2 separate regions of the Homo sapiens genome follow, and region 2 is linked to region 1. Evidence: read pairs that join two places in POLR2A ChIA-PET (ENCODE). Cell type or tissue: GM12878. All regions are shown on one strand. Region 1 has its middle 210 kb from the start of QKI. Region 2 overlaps QKI (QKI, KH domain containing RNA binding).

Region 1 (4,000 bases):
CCCAGCTACTTAAGGGGCTGAGGCACGAGAATTGCTTGAACCTGGGAGGTGGAGGTTACAGTGAGCTGAGATCATACTACTGCGCTCCAGCCCGAGTGACAGAGCGAGACTCTGTCTCAAAAAAACAAAAAGGCGGGGGGGGGCGGTGAGGGGCGGGGAGTGAGGTAGGAATCCAGGAGACATGGGGGAGGAGTGAGGACAGGAGTTGGACCTCACTGAAGACACCTCTCCAAAGAGTGCTGGCTTTGAATCCATATCATGTTTTTCAAATTTTAAAGAGCAAAATTAAATTTTTTAAAAAGTGATCTTTCATAACACTGAAATCAAAAGAATATCCAACTGGTGTCATATCCACACAGAGAATAATTCTTATAATAACCTTAAAACACAATATTCTGATGGTATGTCCCTAATGGGATATATCCTAAAGCCAAAACACTTCAAAGCCATCCCAAAGTGCTGTCTCTATTTTTCACTAGTTGCAGTGTTAATATTGTCATTTTGAAACTCCATATATTAGGGATGAAAAAATAATAATTATATCAATGACAATAGGATAAATGTGTTCAGCGCAAGAAAAAAGACAAATAGTTATATTTCAATTATGTTACTTAATATCTGTGCTTATCCACAATTATTTCCATAGAAATATTTCTAAGAAGTGGCTGGGTGCGGTGGCTTGCCCTTGTAATCCCAGGACTTTGGGAGGCCGAGGTGGGCAGATCATGAGGTCAGGAGTTTAAGACCAGCCTGGCCAACACAGTGAAACCCCATCTCTACTAAAAAAATACAAAAATTAGCTGGGCGTGGTGGTGGGTGCCTGTAATCCTAGCTACTCGGGAGGCTGAGGCAGGAGAATCACTTGAACCCAGGAGGCAGACGTTGCAGTGAACCAAGATTGTGCCATTGCACTCCAGCCTGGGCAACAGAGCTAGACTCCGTTTCAAAATAAAAATTTATATATATATATATTTCTAATAGGTAAAATTGCTAGACCCAACAATATTTACATTTTTGTAAACATTGACAAAGTAGCCTACAGGAAGTTTATGATAAACATAAACACCAATACTGGTACATAAAAGTGTTCACTTCCTACAACTTCTTCCACACTGGGGACTGTGATCTTCCTCTACCGGTTGCCCACAAAATAGTTAAAAAATAGGAATACATGGCTACTTTCGTTGTTTTTTGTTTGTTTGTTTTTGTTTTTGTTTCTTTTTTTGAGATAGAGTCTCGCTCTGTCATCCAGGATGGAGTGCAGTGGTGTGATCTCGGCTCAGTGCAACCTCGGCCTCCCAGGTTCAAGCAATTCTCATGCCTCAGCCTCCTGAGTAGCTGGAATTACAGGCATGTGCCACCACACCCAGCTAATTTTTGTATTTTAGTAGAGACGGGGTTTCACCATGTTGGCCAGGTTGGTCCCGAACTCCTGGCCTCAGGTGATCTGCCCACCTCAGTCTCCCAAAGTGCTGGGATTACAGGTGTGAGCCACCACGCCCAGCCAGCTACTTTCATTTTGTGTCTTAGCTTGCTAGTGAAGCAGAGGGTTTTCCCTGAGCCTTTGGCCAGCTCAACACCTTGTGTGTGTGAATTGTCTGCTCAAACCTCTCACCACTGTCTCCTGTGCCTTCCGATTTTTGGATTTATTTTACCAATCTCATCCTGTGTTTTGGCCTTTATTGTAAGTTGCCCTAAATGCTTTTTTTTTTCTGCTTCTTTTTTTTTTTTTTGAGACGGAGTCTCGCTCTGTCACCCAGGCTGGAGTGCAGTGGCGTGATGTCGGCTCACTGCGAGCTCCGCCTCCCGGGTTCACGCCATTCTCCTGCCTCAGCCTCCCGAGTAGCTGGGACTACAGGCGCCTGCCACGATGCCCGGCTAATTTTTTGTATTTTTAGTAGAGACGGGGTTTCACTGTGTTAGCCAGGATGGTCTCAATCTCCTGACCTCATGATCTGCCCGCCTCGGCCTCCCGAACTGCTGGGATTACAAGCGTAAGCCACCGCGCCCGGCCAAGTTGCCCTAAATGCTTTTAAGAAACAGGCATTTTCTTAGATGGACAATAAATAAATAAGAAAAAATACTGAGTTAAATTAAAAAAAAAAAACCCTCCTGTGGGGAAGGGACTTTGAACACACAAAGATGACCCTATTGGGGTCATGCCCTCCAAGAAGTTTATGGTTCAGAAGGCGTGATAAGGCATGAGTATACAAACAACATCACAAGAAGTAAGAAAGGTCACAAGGAAGAGATCATGACAGGCTGAATGAATTCAGAGAAGGCAGAGGCCTCTGTTCACAGGGAGGGTAGAGTATGGGCTTAGAGGAAAAGGTGGCTGTTCACCTGCACTACGGAGTTCAGTAATATTCTGGTATGTGGATGCTGAGAAAAAGCACGTCACGTAGCACGTACACATGAATAAAAAATGAGGCTCCAACCATGGGTACAACTGAACAAGAGAAAACATTTCCACTGGCTGTGGTAAAAATGGGGAAATTATGGAAATTAAGGCTGCAGTTTCCCATTGAACTCAGACTATGTAGACCCATGAAGGGCAGGCTATGGAATTTGGAATCCATTGTGTATAAGTAACTGGTAAGGCTTTAACTGATTTTTTTCCTTTGGAGTGGAAGTGCTTTAACAAAAATTGTGCTTTGGGGCTGGGCGTGGTGGCTCACGCCTGTAATCCCAGCACTTTGGGAGTCTGAGGAGGGCAGATCACCTGAGGTTGAGAGTTCAAGACCAGCCTGGCCAACGTGGTGAAACCCCGTCTCTACTAAAAATACAAAATTAGCCAGGCATGGTGGCGCGCGCCTATAATCCCAGCTACTCAGGAGGCTAAGGCAACAGAATCACTCGAACCCGGGAGGTAGAGGTTGCAGTGAGCCAAGATCGTGCCACTGCACTCCAGCCTGGGCAACAGAGTGAGACTCTGTCTCAAAAAAAAAAAAAAAAAAAAAGTGCTTTTGAAGGACAAAGCTAGAGTGTGTAAGGGTTGAAGGAGGAGCACTTGGAGAAGGTCCACCCTGATGAGAAACTGCTGCCAAAGCCAGGTCAGAGGCAGTGAGGACCAGAAAAGGGACCAGTATGGGGAATGGAGGCAAAGGAGAAGGCACAAGAGATTCAATCCACAGCAAAGACAGGGCCAGCCCATGTGCAGAAGAGACGGTCAACGCTTTGATTCATGGTCTACATGGAAGGGTTAGCCTGGTGGAGAAGAAAGAACTCATCTCTTTCTGAGGTGTGAAGGAGGCATCGAAAGTGCATGAGGATATAACGAAAATGAACAACATCGAAGTTGGAAGAACTCAGATGGCCTCGAGTTTCTGCAAGTTTATTTGGTAAGGTAGGAGTTAAGACATCCTCTTCCAGAAACTGGATGTTCATGGAGGAGTTGGAGAAGAGTGGGGATTTTGGTGATACATTCTATGGGACCTTTGAGAAGAGGTCATTTTGGGGTTTTTTGTTTGTTTTTTGGGGTTTTTTTGGTTTTTTAAAATTTTTCTGAGGGGCGATCTCGGGTCACTGCAACCTCCACCTCCTGGGTTCAAGTGATTCCCCTACCTCAGCCCCCTGAGTAGCTGAGACTACAGGCATGAGCCACCATGCCCGGCTAATTTTTGTATTTTTAGTAGTGATGGGGTTTCAACATTGTTGGCCAGGCTGGTCTTGAACTCCTGACCTCGGGTGATCCACCCACCTCGACCTCCCAAAGTGCTAGGATTACAGTCGAGAGCCACTGCGCCTGGCCAAGAAGAGGTCATTTTGAAATGAGTCAAAGGTTGTCCCAGCAGCACTGAGGCAGGCAGGCCACGTCTTCCTGCAGGAATTTGGATTGTCAGCTCGTCTGTATGACAACTTCCTCAGCACCACGCAGCAGCAGGGAGAGAAAGCCACGGGAGATTGATGGGTTGGTTGGCAGTGTTAAAAGAAAAACTTTAGACAAATTAAATTTAACAGAGTTTAATTGAGCAAGGAATGATTCGCAAATCGGGCAACC
Region 2 (4,000 bases), 160 kb after region 1:
TTCCTGACTTCAGAGAATGACCTGCAAGAATCAGGCAGATCACTGCATACCATGTGATAACAGCTTAAGAGGTGGGTACAAAGTACTCTAAGGGGAAACAACTGTCTGTAGGAGTCAAAGCACATACAAATAGCAAAAGGAGCACTACAGCTCAATATTGTGGGATGAGGGGGAGCTGAGCATGTTTGGTGGGAAGGAAGAAATAAGAAAAGAAGTGTTACAGGGAAGAAAAATTAAAAGTACCTGCCATTTTTACAGAAGAGTGAATTGCTTAGGTGGCTAGAAAACATGGGTAGCAGCAAAATAAAGGCTTGGAAAGTAGTTTGGGATCTTTCAAAAGGCCTTGTGCATTGGATCTCATACTCTCACAAATACTGTCTTCTGCTCTTGTCATAAAACACTTGTTGACCTTTATTGCCTTCGTATTTTTATTAATTGGTTAAATAATCTTTTTTCTAATTGTTACTTAGCATCTAGAGTGATAATCTATCTTCCTCACGTGAATTTGTTTTGAATGGTTTCAGCTTATTATCCAGTTATATCAGTACTCAAAGAATGATACACCGTAATTTAGGATATCCTAATTCGCATACCACAGATTTCAAATTTTGGTTATAACTGGTTATTAATTTTTCCCCTTTGCTGCTGGTGTCAAATCGAAGTATCACGAGTGCAAGGACTACGTTATTCAACATTTCTTTGGTGTTGAGTATGCTGCAGTATGTTTTGAGTGTTCAAGTATGAGCCAACTTCTGGGCTGGGTATTTTACATGCATTAGGTCACTTAATCCTCGAAACACCACTGCACAGTGCTTACCACTACCACCTACATCTAATACATGTGAGGTTACATCAGTAGCCCAAATCCTAGAACACCTAGGTTGATTCTAGAGTTCAGACACTTAATACAGTATAATGCCTCTCTTCTAATGACCTTAACATATACCCTGATAACAAGAAAAATTCATGGTTAGTTTTCTCATTATTGTTAATCTTTCAAAATGTTTAGTACTCAGTTTATAGAAACTCTATTCAAATCCAAGTTTACTTTCAGAATTAGTCCAGTTGTGTTTTTATCATTTCTTCCCCACCTACATATATCCCAAACATATCATTACTGTATCATTTCAGATAATCACATCTTGGTTTCTCAATATTTTCATATGTTTTACTGATTGTCACCACTTTAATAATCATCACATACATCTTTATTCTCAACGAATGGCAATACCAGCAAGGCCCTTCCCTCATTCTTAGCCTTCACATGTAAAAGATAAAGAAATCTTAAAATTCTCCCTATTTAATTTGTGCTTTTCATTTCAACTGCCATTGCCTGAGTTCAAGCTCTCATTATTCCATACCAGGATTGTGGCTATATCAGTACCATGAGAGCAATTACATCTTTTCATATTCCTGTGTCCTGTTACCTAGCACAGACCACACACAAACATTTCCAGGATGAAGAAATGATACCAAAATTTTGCTGTTTTATATTCAGATATCCTTTTTAGTGTTCAAGTTCTAACTACTTTTCAAATTTTAAGAGTTTTGTTTTAATCTGTCCTTAACATGGCAAATTTATACTATTTATATGCAATCTTAAAAGTACAAAGAAACTAATCAAAACAATCATTGTTCTGTAACCCCAAACAATACAGGATAGAAGTTTTCAAAGTCAATCAATTCCCTACCAAATAATAAAGAAAATATTATACCAATATGAAACAAGTAGATGCCCAAGTTTATGATAGACAGGCTGCTTATTGATGACACTGATTTTGGACTTGGGAAAAGCAGTGTTCTATGGCAGACAAAACAAGATTTCAAGAAATCCCCAATTTATTTGTAAGCTACCTTGTTGTAAATCCTGGGTTTATTAAGACATAAAATATGTTTTCTGGCTGGGCGCAGTGGCTCCCGCCTGTAATCCCAGCACTTTGGGAGGCTGAGGCAGGAAGATTGCTTGAGCCCAGGAGTTCAAGACCAGCCTGGGCAACACAGTGAAACCTTGTCTCTAAGATAAAACAAAACAAAAATTACTTAAATATATATGTATTTTTTCCCAATGAAATGATTAACTGAATTTATCTCAAAAGCTAGTAGCTGAAAAACTCAACCTCAACATCCCTAAAGTAAAGGCACGTGATCTCAAAAACTAAGGTACTTTTCCGCCCAAACTGAAATCAAAAGAAAACATAGTCTCATTAACTTACAAAATAAATTTAGGTCACCTACTTATAAACAGGAACTGAAATGAGTGGAAGAGTTCAAGCAGTATAACCTTTGACTGCTTCATAGCCCATTTCATGTGTGACAATTCTGAGGGGTTAGGATGAGGAAGATTCTGTTATTAGCCATTTTACTCCCGGAGACACTGCTCTCTCAAATTGGGCTGAAAGTAGATCATCACCTTGAGCTTTCCTTTAATCTTTATCAGAAACAGCTCAATGTTCCTGGAATATGGATAGCACTGAGAAGCAGATTTCTCCTCGATTTCCATATTACATACTTTGGCTATTTCAGCAAGAATCTTAAGAGATATGGAGATTGAACACCTATGAGTAGATATCAAATTATCCATAAGTCCTTTGAAGCAGTAATTTTAACAGAGTAGATCCTAACATGAAACTCTTTTTAGATAAACCATAGACAAACGTTTCTGTCTAATCTGAATAATTCTTCCCTAACAACCCCATCTTTCATTTTGTTCTTCTAAGCACTAGTTCCTATCAAATACTAAAATATATTATTTATAAAAGAAAGTGCCTGCATTTTTAAAACTCAGAGAGGCCTTATTATTTAAAGAAATGTTAAACGTTGGAAAAATATCAGCTAAACAAAATGTATTGTTTTCAGACTGTCCTGTAACCCTTTCTGTAATTATTTACTAACATTCTAAGAAATGTGGTATATCCCAAACCATAAAAAGCCTATGAAATATTTGGTACACAACAGGCCCTAAATATACCCTTACAGAGTGAAATAAAGAGGAAACTTCAAAACAAAACAAAGAGTCATAAATTGGCTTTTACTAAACCGATCTAGTTGAACTTATACATTAAGTTTTCCCTACCTAAAACATAAAGATATGCCCTATATTATCAAATCACACTGCTAAATTAAAACTTTAATATGTAATCTGAATCACTTCACAACTCCACTGAATACAAATATGTACTAACCTTTTGAGAAAAACTACCTTTAAATAGATTTCTGTACAAACTATCAAAGACAGATGTGTAGATCGTAATTTTAAAGCATTATTATTTTCACTCACAAAATATGATCATATTCAGGCAAAAATCAAGTGTTAACCTGGGTATTGAAAAAGGAGACTTTGAATATCATTAAATTTTGATTTAATATCATTTGTTATTCAGAAGAATGAAAGTGAAAGTAGTGTACATCAAGACTCCTGAAGTTCGTGATCCTTCAACAATAAGAAGGCCGCAATGGTCAAAGGAACAAAGACTTTAAGGAAAGATAACTTACTGAATTGGCCCCTCTCCCCATAATCCCTCTAAAACAAACGCCAGCTCAACACCCAATTTGACACCAACTTCTCAAGACTGCTGACAAACAACAACCCTATGCTAACTAACTCAGAAGCTATGACGAGCCTAAGCTGATTTGCAAACCCAGGAAAATGAAACAGAAAGAGAACTTACAACTCGTGTTCCATCATCAACATGTATTATTATAAGAGAGACAGTGGAGTGTACTGTGAATAACATTATGAATCTAAACTACTAACTATAGCAACCAGGCTGGGATCCTACAGGCTGAAAACACAATCCTTGAAAAGACATTTGTCTGTCTTACAAAACCTTTGACAATATGGGTATTCATGATGGCCTAGACCCAAGAGATGCCTTTCAAAGCTATTAGTCAAAATTAAATCCCATTTTAAAAACATCAGAAAATCAGAATTATATTCACATAAAACTCCAAGAAGTCTCACTACAATTTAATCATCATGTCCAAAGGAAGCAGTTTACCA

What was found. Peaks named below come from ENCODE experiments on the same cell type or tissue, not always from the same donor. Only the 100,000 strongest peaks of a DNase experiment are listed, where the experiment ranks them.
Region 2: POLR2A ChIA-PET joins it to region 1 with 7 read pairs; 2 of 35 experiments call an interaction of 5 or more read pairs at or near these places.

Annotation. Positions count from the first base shown.
Region 1 is chr6:163,620,974-163,624,973 of GRCh38, reverse strand. No RefSeq gene overlaps it. Among named protein-coding and RNA genes, the nearest start is that of QKI, 210 kb to the right of the region's middle. In GM12878, no CTCF peak of the experiment used is centred here; no DNase peak of the experiment used is centred here.
Region 2 is chr6:163,460,155-163,464,154 of GRCh38, reverse strand. The region is part of intron 2 of QKI (QKI, KH domain containing RNA binding); the gene reads right to left. Among named protein-coding and RNA genes, the nearest start is that of QKI, 47 kb to the right of the region's middle. RefSeq lists an enhancer at 3,544-3,773. In GM12878, no CTCF peak of the experiment used is centred here; DNase peaks (open chromatin) are centred at 2,263 and 3,524; H3K4me3 peaks cover 1,399 bases; H3K27ac peaks cover 1,919 bases.